Regions from separate parts of the Homo sapiens genome. Here region 2 is linked to region 1. Evidence: chromatin loops called from intact Hi-C (ENCODE). Cell type or tissue: GM12878. All regions are shown on one strand. Each heading gives the region's core, and the rest is flanking DNA. Links, peaks and the distances in the headings are about the cores only. Region 1 overlaps LINC02331 (long intergenic non-protein coding RNA 2331). Region 2 overlaps LOC105370504 (a long non-coding RNA gene).

What was found. Hi-C counts contacts between places; a loop is a spot of excess contacts. Peaks named below come from ENCODE experiments on the same cell type or tissue, not always from the same donor. Only the 100,000 strongest peaks of a DNase experiment are listed, where the experiment ranks them.
Region 2: a loop joins it to region 1, with 6 times the contacts of the local background. A loop is called at or near these places in 2 of 110 quality-filtered maps.

The regions. Positions count from the first base shown.
Region 1 is chr14:53,698,345-53,703,731 of GRCh38, reverse strand. All of the region lies in intron 5 of LINC02331 (long intergenic non-protein coding RNA 2331), which reads left to right. The region is part of intron 3 of LOC105370504 (a long non-coding RNA gene); the gene reads right to left. Among named protein-coding and RNA genes, the nearest start is that of LINC02331, 150 kb to the left of the region's middle. In GM12878, for the core only: no CTCF peak of the experiment used is centred there; a DNase peak (open chromatin) is centred at 2,401; H3K27ac peaks cover 952 bases.
Region 2 is chr14:53,568,409-53,573,795 of GRCh38, reverse strand. The region is part of intron 2 of LOC105370504 (a long non-coding RNA gene); the gene reads right to left. Among named protein-coding and RNA genes, the nearest start is that of LINC02331, 280 kb to the left of the region's middle. RefSeq lists an enhancer at 1-4,561. In GM12878, for the core only: no CTCF peak of the experiment used is centred there; a DNase peak (open chromatin) is centred at 3,165; H3K27ac peaks cover 1,929 bases.

The DNA.
Region 1 (5,387 bases), core at 262-5,261:
TTAATATTTGCTTATCTGCCTGCCCCTGACATTCCTGAGCTATAATAATCAGGAAAGCTCAACAGACCTGTGCCAAGGTTCACCTAACCTAGTACCTAACCTCATGTTTGTTTTACATGCATAAGACAATTCTGGGAAGATTAAAGTGTAAATTCCTAGTGGAGAATTTGAGTGGCCATTTTAATTATTTAATTAATTAATTTTGGTCCAGCACTCTTGTCTGATATTTTCTTCAGGTGACAGACTACACTTTTGAGAAACAATGGTGTTTTTCTTGTGCACCTCTGACTTGAATATACCAATCTGAACCGCTGCCAGTGGAGAATCTAACCACCTTCAAAATGATATCACTTTCATTCAATAATAAACATACCCAAGATTTGATGCTTAGCCTCCCGTAGCTCTTCTTCTGAGTACTTGTTCTGAATGATGCTATCGTTTTGTCTAAATTCAAAATCAATCTCAGTTTTCGTGATAGTTTGATTTCTATTATAATATTTCAACATTTTTAGATTGTGATTTTATATGACCTAGCTTGAGAAGGATTAATGCCTAAATAAATCTCTTACACTTTCAGCTTTCCTGAAATCCCACGTAACCCACAATAGCTCTCAAAAGCTTCAAAAAATAGTGATGAAAAAGGTTAACTCTGATGCTGTTCTGGAGCTGAAAGCAGATTTTGACCTTGGATAAACATGCTGGATTTTCGCTATTGAATGTATTGGGCACAATTCAAGGTACACAGTCATTCCAGAATGTACTTGATAAAAATAAGAAATTTGCATGTCTTAGAGGGACATGGACACATTCTTTATACTCAGTTGCAGACTGGTTGTTTTAAAAAATTAAGTGTTAACAATTTGCTTACAGTTCTTGCTCATATATGGTAACTCGAAAATTGTCAGTGCTGAGTTTAGCTGGAAAACTCCTGGAAGTGTCAACCCATTCTCAAAATAAATGGTTTTCACAGCTATGATTTTATACAAAAATTTTGAGCGGTTTAGAGTATCAATCCTTTTCATTACCATTGTGCTTCATTTAAATTAAATTTTCAAGAGAGTTAATGTGCCGACATGCTATTGTCAAACTGAACAACAACAAAAAACAAACCCCAGTCCCTTGAATAGAATTTATTTCAAGATTGTTTTGAAATAGTTTTCCACTTTAAGGTATGTGAACTACAGAATTTGTATTTTTATTTAGTCAAAAACATGTGGTTGTTGAAATACTCCTTAATTTATTTTATTGGCTATATTGATTTTCTCACTTTAAAACATCTAATAACAATTACTCACTGTTTGTGCTGGAACATTATGAACACCAACAAGGACATTTCCCTTAAAAAGTAATGGTGTCCTAATGTATGTTACAGGTTGATGGGTGCAGCAAACCACCATGGCACGTGTATTCCTATGTAACAAACCTCCACATTCTGCACATGTATCCCAGAACTTAAAGTATTTTAAAAAAAAAAGTATGGCCGCTCACAGTGGCTCACTCTTGTAATCCCAGCACTTTGGAAGGCCGAGGCGGACGGATCACGAGGTCAGGAGATGGAGACATTCCTGGCTAACACAGTGAAACCCCGTCTCTACTAAAAATACAAAAAATTAGCCAGGCGTGGTGGCGGGCGCCTGTAGTCCCAGCTACTCGGAAGGCTGAGGCAGGGGAATAGCTTGAACCCGGGAGGCGGAGCTTGCAGTGAGTCGAGATGGCACCACTGCACTCCAGCCTGGGTGACAGAGCGAGACTCCGTCTCAGAAAAAAAAAAAAAAAAAAAAAAAAAAAAAAAGTAATGGTGTCTGAAAAAGGAGGAAAGCTTGTCATAAAGACTAGGTTCTGGTGCCAAAATAGAGAATAAAAAAGTAGAGTCCATTTGTTGAGTGGTAACCATAATGAAGTCAGTCTTAGACATACTGCTACTGAGACAGCTCTACAACACACAGGAGTAAAGGTCCAATGGGCCATAGGAAGTCAGAACTCAAGCTCAGAAATGAGTCTGGACTGGATGTATATATTTGAGGACTGGGCTAGAGATGATTACTATGTATAGCTTGCTCACACCACCAACACCTCCCACAGCTCCTGACCCTGTTGATGAGATTCTGAGGGAGGAGATGTCCCAGGGTGACAAACTTACAAACACACCTGTTACCTATTTTTCATGGCTTAGTTCCAATAGAGCTATTTTAACCAAATTCTCCCTGTCAATTAAATTTGAATTAAGAAACAAGAAATACAAAATGTGTTTACCCATTGGAAGAGAAAGTTCAAGGGAAGATGTCATGAGACAGAATCAAGGCTCGCAGGGCTGTGACAAACCAAAACCACACGTGAACCAAAGTCATAAGTGAGAAGAACTCAATTAACTAGAGAAAGCCCAACGAAGGCAGAACAGAAACAAGGGAATCTACTAAATGTGGCTGAACCTTGTCAACAAAAGAATGATCCTGTGAAAATGATTGTAAGAAATAAGAAAAACCCAAAAGTGGTTTTTCCTTTTGTCTTACACAGTCATACTCATCACACTTCTGACATCAACTGTGACAAAGAAAGAACCAGTGTTTTTCCTACTCTATATCTCAATATAGATCACCTCTTGTCATCAAAATGAGTGAAGATTTCTTCTCACCAACAACCAATTCTGTGGCAGACCCTCCAGCAGACATCAGCTAAGTGTCCTCTAATTCAATTCAACTCTGGCACTATTTACCTGGAGATAGCAGCTGATCCCACGGGTTAAGGGCTTAGTCCCCTGTGGCTGCCTCCTACTTCAGGTCCCACTTGCAGGCACAGGTTTCCACCTGTACTTCTGACCAACCAGCTATAAGTCAGGTTCCACAGACCCCCTTCTTGGGTTCAATTAATTTGCTAGAGTCTCACAGAACTCAGGAGAACACTTTGCCAATATTAACCCATTCATTAGAGAGAATATTACAAAGGATATAAACGAACAGCCAGATGAAAGAGGTGCTCATTGTGAGGTATGGGAGAAGAGGCAAGGAACTTCCATGCCCTCTCCAGGTGTGCCACCCTCCAGGAGCCTCGACATGTTCATCTCTCTGGAAGCTCAACTGAATCCTGTTCTTTTGGGTTTTTATGAAGGTCTCATTACTTAGCTATGAATGATTATATCATTGGTCATTGGTGTCAATTCGACCTTCAACCCCTTGGAGAGTGGAGCTGAAAGTCCCAACCCTCTAATAATGCCTTAGTCTTTCCAGTGACCAGCCCTCATCCTAAAGCTACCTAGGGGGTCCAAGCCACCAGTCATCTCATTAGTATACAAAAAACACTCATCACCTTAGAGATTCCAAGGATTTTAGGAGCTGTGTGCCAGGAAACAGGGACAAATGCAGATTTTACAGTTCACAAGGATGAACTCAACAATAGTGTCCACAGGTCACATTGGCTCCAGAACCATAGTTCAGTTTCATGATTGTGGATTTAGCTCTATGATGGGTCATGATTTCATCTTCATAGGGTACATACTCCTACTCATTTCAGATACATCTTTGGCTTAATCATTCACTCAACAAACATTCTTCAGCATTTACTATGTGTAAGGTGCTTTGAAGATCAAGAAAGAAAAGGGCATAGTCATTGCCTTCAATGATGCAATCTAATAGGGCAGATAAAACGTAAAAGTGATTATATGAGTTAGCCAAAGTGCTATAGAAATGAAAAGGAAAATACATGTATTTCCAACTAGTAGGAAGAGACATGTCTTCATGAATTCAAACACATTTGACCTGAGCATTGAAGGACATTGAAGGATTAGTAGAATTTGAACTTGCCAGGGAAGGGTGAGAAAGAATTAAGATGGAAGCAAAAGCATGAAGAAATCCTTGGAGACAGAGACCTGGGGCATGTGCTGGAATGACAGGTTGACTGTGGACCAGTTCTTTAACTGTGTAAGAATTCCGGATCCTTCTGTCAGCAAAACAAGGGCAAGAATGGTATCTTGGGTATCTTCTTGGAAATCACTTTTTGTTTTCCAAAATTAGGAGCCATATATTAGTTTTACATATTTCCCACAGGGAAGAAAAGGATACCTTTCCCTAAATTGTTCATCAGTGGTGAGTGTAAGTGTGTACATGTGTTCTTCTTATTAACAAACTATAAAATTAGACATCAAATTATTAATTAAATTTATAAATGGTCACCAGTACTCACACAAAGTAAACAGATTCAGTTATTTGACCCTGGCCACTTTTGCCGACTTGAGCTCATCACACAATTTGTATGCTGAATACATGAAAGCTTTCTGCAAAACCACAGGCAGAGCAGTCAAATCAGCTATGGCCAACAACCACTAGATACCTCCTACTCAAAGTTTTCTTGCATGTTCTCTGAGCAAATGTGTTATCTGAGAGTAAAGATTAATTTAGATGAAGACTTTAAAAATATACCTAGCTATATTCTCTGCTAAGGAATGCAACAAGAAATTTCATGCATGTCCCCAAATACAGGAGTTGAAAAATACAAAATAGAAATATCTACACTTATCCATACAAACATGCATAGCAATTTACTCAAAAATACAAGCAATGACTTAAGATCAAGGATTAACAAGTAGATATTTTTTACTGATGTTTCCCTACTAAGTCCCCATAATTTTTTGCCACAGGGAAGAGATAGCCCAGAGGTGTTTTATGGCAGTCAGGTTCACTCCTGATCTGTTATTACTGTTGTCAACCAGAATATCTTTTCTGGTGGGAGATGATGATAGTAAGCAATCTGGAAAACACATGAATTTGACTGTTACCCCCTTGTATTAGTTCGTTCTTACAGTATGATAAAGATACTACCTGAGACAGGGTAATTTACAAACAAAAGAGGTTTAATTGACCAACAGCTCACAGGTCCGCGTGTCTGGAGGGGCCTCAGTAAACGTACAATCATGGCGGAAGGTGAAAGAGAAGCCAGGCACATGTTACATGATGGCAGGAGAGAGAGAGAGAGAAAGGGGAAGCCCCAAACACTTATCAAACAACCAGATCTCGTGAGAATTCACTCACTATCACAAGAACAGCATGAGGGAAATTGTCCCATGATCCATTCACCTCCCACCAGGTTCCTCCCTCAACACGTAGAGATTACAATGTGTATTACAACTTGAGATGAGATTTGGAAGGGGGCACAGCCAAACTATATTACCCCCAAACTTAGTAGATGTTAGGGTTGATATACTTTGAAACACAAGGAAGCTTTTTTTAGTCAAGGCATTTCTGGGGATTCATTAGCTGAGATTCATGTGTTGAAACAGCCAAAGGGAGTACTCCCCAGGGGAGTGAATTATGCTTCAATCCATTCTTCACAGTCCACCACCTTGCCCTGCTTAAACCAGCATTGGCTTCCACATTTCTTTTTAATTTTTAAGTTGA
Region 2 (5,387 bases), core at 289-5,288, 130 kb after region 1:
CCTTTCCTATGAGAAAACTATGGTGACCTAATGACCATAGGATCCAAAATCCCCCCTAAAGCAAAGACCAAATCTATGTGAGAGAGAAATGGGGATCAAAATAATGACCCAAACAATAGAGCTTTAGTGTTCTTTGTTCTTCTCATTCTTTTTTTTTTTTTTTTTGAGACGAAGTCTTGCTTTTGGCCCCCAGGCTGGAGTGCGATGGCGTGATCTCAGCTCACTGCAACCTCTGCCTCCCAGGTTCAAGCAATTCTCCTGCCTCGATCCCCCGAGTAGCTGAGATTACAGGAGCCTGCCACCATGCCCGGCTAATTTTTGTATTTTTAGTAGAGACGGGTTTCACTATGTTGGCCAGTCTGGTCTAGAACTCCTGACCTCAGGTGATCTACCCGCCTCGGCCTCCCAAAGTGCTGGGATTACAGGTGTGAGCCACGGCGCCTGGCCAGCGTTCTTCTCATTCTTCATAGAGATCTCCACGTCAATCAAACTGCTTATACCCATGCATGACTTCATTATATGTATTTTTAAATGTTCTTATACAAATATTTTTATCCCTTCATCAAGATTTTATTGGATTGCCAAAAACATAACTATATTTGGAATTATTCAAATATTGTGAAAAAATTAAAATGTGTTAAATCTTAATACATCTGAGTTCAAGATTGTTATATTTATTGCTAATAACATAACCCAAGTTATGAGACCAAGATAGGATACTGTGTCGTGTATATTGCTGAACGAGTTATGGGTCTGAATTTTCACCACACTTCACAATAAAAAATGTTAGACTTGAGGAAATAACAAAAAAGTAAAAGAAGTTTTCTTTTCTCTATGTTAACAGAAGTCTTATTTGGAATATTCTTTATAGTAGTAGTCAGCTTACCACAAAAAGTGCTGTTCAACTTGCATTTAAAAGGAATGGTGGAAAATGGACTGGGAAGAAAGAAATTTGAGTTCCAGTATAAGCTCTGTGGCTAACCAGCTGTGAGACCTTGGGCAAGTCACTATACATCTCTGTTTCACATTCCTCATTTGCACAATGAATAGGTTGGTAGAGATTGTCTTTACAAGTTCCCAACCCTGAACGTCTTTGAGTTTGGTGAAATAAGCATACCAGACTGGGAGCTCAGTTTACCTACACATCCAAAATGGAACATTACTGTCCAACTCCCCTCTTGGGATGTTAATATCGAGTGATAGAGACAGAAAGTTTGGAGGATAATTCTGGGTTTTACAAACAAATTTCTGAGTACTTCTTTAATTTGCGATTACCTTAAGTAAGCAATTCCCTTTACATTTTTATTCAAAAATAACAAGCTGTGTTTGAAATGCCAGTATACACCATTTACTACGCTCTCCAACCCAAACACAAAAACATTTTTACTTATGTTATGACTTCACCTGGTGGCTTTCATTTTCCCCAACATAAAGACAGGGTGAAGCAAAGTAATAGAAAAATAGAAAACATCTTTGTCGGAAAATGAGATTGCAGCTGTGTAACTGGAGCACACAACCATAAATCAGAATGTCAAATCCAAAACACATGACTTTTTGCAAGTTCCCCATGTGCGCTCTAATGTGATTACAGCCTGGTTGCTATTATGATTTAAAACAAAGTCTTTCATGCTAGAAACAAAATGCGGAATGTGAGCCGCCTGGGGGAGAGAGCTGCAAGCTAGCTAGTGACATACCCCTTGCTGTCATTGAGGTGGGCTACAGTATTTCAAGTACTGGTTTGTCAGGTGTGAGAGAGCAAGAGGATACAAGAGGAACCTTGGCAGAGGTCTTAACATGAGGGACAAATTAGCCAGCAGTGTTCAGCTCAGCTTGACAATCTGAAATTAGCTTCTTTCTTCCCCCTCCCCATATTTTTTTCCCCTAAGCAGAATCCTGCAGCCAAACAGAAAGATTACAGAAGTCATTCTTTCCTGCCTATCACATAAACAAATGGCCCAGCTGTTATTGCTAAGATTCCAGTTTTAAACTTGGACTTTCTTGTATAAACTTCAATGTAATGGTATTTAAAGTGTCATAGGCAATAAGCATCTAATCCTACTCAATAAATTGTAGGCTCGTTGCATGAACTCCTAGAGCTGTTAAAGACAGCTGTGCTTTTTTTGTAATTTAAGTCATTTCCAAATTGGGCAGTTCTCCAGGTGTATTTTCAGACAAACAATGTGTGCTAGAAAAAGTAATGTTCTGATTCTTTCAGCAATGGAATAAACACAAAGAAGTAAAAGCTGAGGTATAACACAATGAAAATATCATTCCTGATCACCCCAGGAGGGCAGGCATCAAGGTAGGGGTGCTAGGAAATTGCCCTTGTTTCCTTTGACTATTAAAGTATGAGCCAGGACATTCTCCCCTCAAGGACCTTTTGCCAGGCCCATCACTTTTGTAACTGGTCTTTGGGTCAATGCCATAGACGAGTACCAGGATAGAGGATAAAAAGTTAGTACGTATCAAAATAGAACCATCAACTTGAAGAACAAAAATACAAGCCTCAAATGGAAAAAGCTCCTCCCATAGCTGATATTTAAAGGGTCCGGACAAAACAGTTTGCACTTCTGTAATGCCATTGAAAAAAGTCATCATAGGCCCATAGGATAAGAGGGAATTGACAAGAGGTTATTTCATCCAGCTGACTGTCTCTAAGAAGACCCACAACGGAAGAATTTCAAGCAGATTAGTTGGTAATTAATTTATATCCAAATTATCATTAAGCATTAAATGAATCCTCTTCCAGTACAAAAAACCTCTGAGTAGACAGGGCACTTTCTATATCCACCCCAAGTTGAGAGTATTCGACAGTCAACTGATAGACCTGAGTAGGAAGCAGCCCAAGCTCTTCCTAACTATGGTTTGATGATGGTGAGTCATTTTCACAGAGGCCATTGCAAAGTTTGCCTCCTGTAGCTGATTCTGCAGCACAGGAGTGCTGCTATTGTTGTTTCATTTGGTGTCTTATCATCAACAGTTGGTTTGTGCCTACAATCTTACCCCGTCTTGTTCTACACTGTTATGAGATACTGTGCATTATCTTTTCGGCTAAACACATGTGATATCTACCTCATAATTGACAATGCAGAGTAAACAGAGAAAAGCACAGAGAAAACAAATCCCAGACCTAGAGCCCACAGTGTAGTTCCCCTGAGTCCTCTGTGGTGGGTTGAACTTAATCACAGAAAGAGTAGGCCTGAAATGAATCAACACCTCTTTCAGTTGCTGGAACGTAACACAAGCACACAGGTGGAGGGAGTTTCAGGCAATGACTCAGGATTACTTTTGGCCTAGGTGGACAACTGGACAGCTAAACACAGTCCCAAAACTCAGCAATCGCTTTCTGGATTCTTACCTCCCCACAACCCCAAAAATGACAGCTCCACTTGCATTTCTACTGAAGCTTTGAAGTTAAGCCTCCATAATTAGAACTCCCCTGGGATTGAGATAGTATTCCTACTGTTCCCCTTTGAGAAATGACAGCTTAGACCTGTCACCTTAGGGGAACACTTTACCTCAGGCAAAAGCAATGGTCCACTTGTTTCTAGTCCCAGAGAGCAAAACTCCTCAGGCTTCGTTCATTTTTGAGGGGAAACTCTACAGCTCTGCGTACATTAAAGACCTAACCAAAAAATGTCTAGAAACAACTAATCTCTCAGTGTCACTTCAAACAAGTATAGCATACCAGGCACATGATATTTATCAAACAACATAGACCCTCAGCTAGCCAATGCATTGAGTCCCATTTCTCTTGTTTAAGAAGTCTCTAAAAGCCTACAAAAATATTGTCAAAGTTATATATATAGTATTCAGAATTTTGTTCTGAAGGCAATTAACCCAATACTACAGGTAGCATTTTTCAATATATATAACCCCCACTAAAAACTGTTTGGTTTTCATGAAAGTGTCTTGAAAGGGAGGACATGCCCCATAGAATGGAATGGTGGGTTGTTGGTTTTTGCTTTTTTTTTTAAGCTAAAAGCTGGAGAATGAAATTATTGAAACCATCTTCTGTTCTACTTTAATTTTCACCAGCTTTTTGCTAGTTTACTTTAACAAGTAATGTTTGATTGAATTCAGGCCTGCTTTTGTTTACAAAATGAACGAGAGCCAGCAAGTCGTGGCCTGGCTAATTTGCACATCCACTGCCTTGGTCTCCTCCCCTTTAAACAAAAATCTGGAGTTTGTGATTTATTGTTGATTTGGTTAGCTCAAATGATTTTGATGGCTAAAATCTACCTTCCACCCCATCCTTGAAATTTTCTCCAAAAGCACCCACTCTATTTTTACCATACAAGGCAGACTTGACACTCCTACTCCCCCAACAAAAAAAAAAAAAAAGGAAAAAAAAGAAAAACACATCTTAACTCCCAAGATTTCAGATGCCAATGAATGAAGCTGAAAATAAAAATCCACAGACGGGAGAAGAGGAAAGCAAGATCCTCTACATCTATAGCTTTAGAAATGAAACTGGTCCATTCAGAAGAATAATATCCTGACAGCAAAGCAAAATGGTAATTGTTGATAACAAATCTCTTTGAGGCTTTGTGAGACATCCTTGTTTGACAATCAGGTAGACCAGATGTTTTCAGATTTGGCAGCCCCTCAGAATCACCTTGGAAGCCCTATTCTTAAGTATCCTCCTTTAAAAAGTCTGATTTTAAAAGTCTAGGGGCCAGGTGCAGTGGCTCACGCCTGTAATCCCAGCACTTTGGGAGGCCAAGGCAGGTGGATTATGAGATCAGGAGATTGAGGCCACCCTGGCTAACATGGTGAAACCCCCTCTCTACTAAAAATATAAAAAATTAGCCGGGCGTGGTGGCAGGCACCTGTAGTCCCAGCTACTCGGGAGGCTGAGGCAGGTGAGTGGCGTGAACCCGGGAGGCAGAGGTTACAGTGAGCCGAGATCGCGCCACTGCACTCCAGCCTGGGCAACAGAGTGAGACTCTGTCTCAGAAAAAAAAAGAAAGATAAAAAAAAGTCTAGGGTAGAATCTGTACGTTCACAAAGTACCCTCAAATGGTTCTGGAGGTCCACCAAGCTTTGAAACATTAAGTATAGTCTTTATTCATGTTTAATGTTACCCTGTCCAGCCAATTTAATCTCTTTCTCTGCTTGAATTCTCCAGTTGCAATCTGGAGGTCACATAGGATAAGTATGCTGTGAAACTGGTGTGTGGTTCCCTGTATAGTCAGGAGAGGGGAGGTGAGGGGCAATGCTCCTCGTCATTCAGGCACAAAATCCACACACATGTTTCTGTAGGGGCTACTTCAGCAAGATCACTACCTAATGCTAAAAATCATTTGACTCTCACATGCCTACCATCTATTCATAACGTTTCACCTCCATTCAGCCATCTATTCTCCTAACAGCAAGGCAAAATT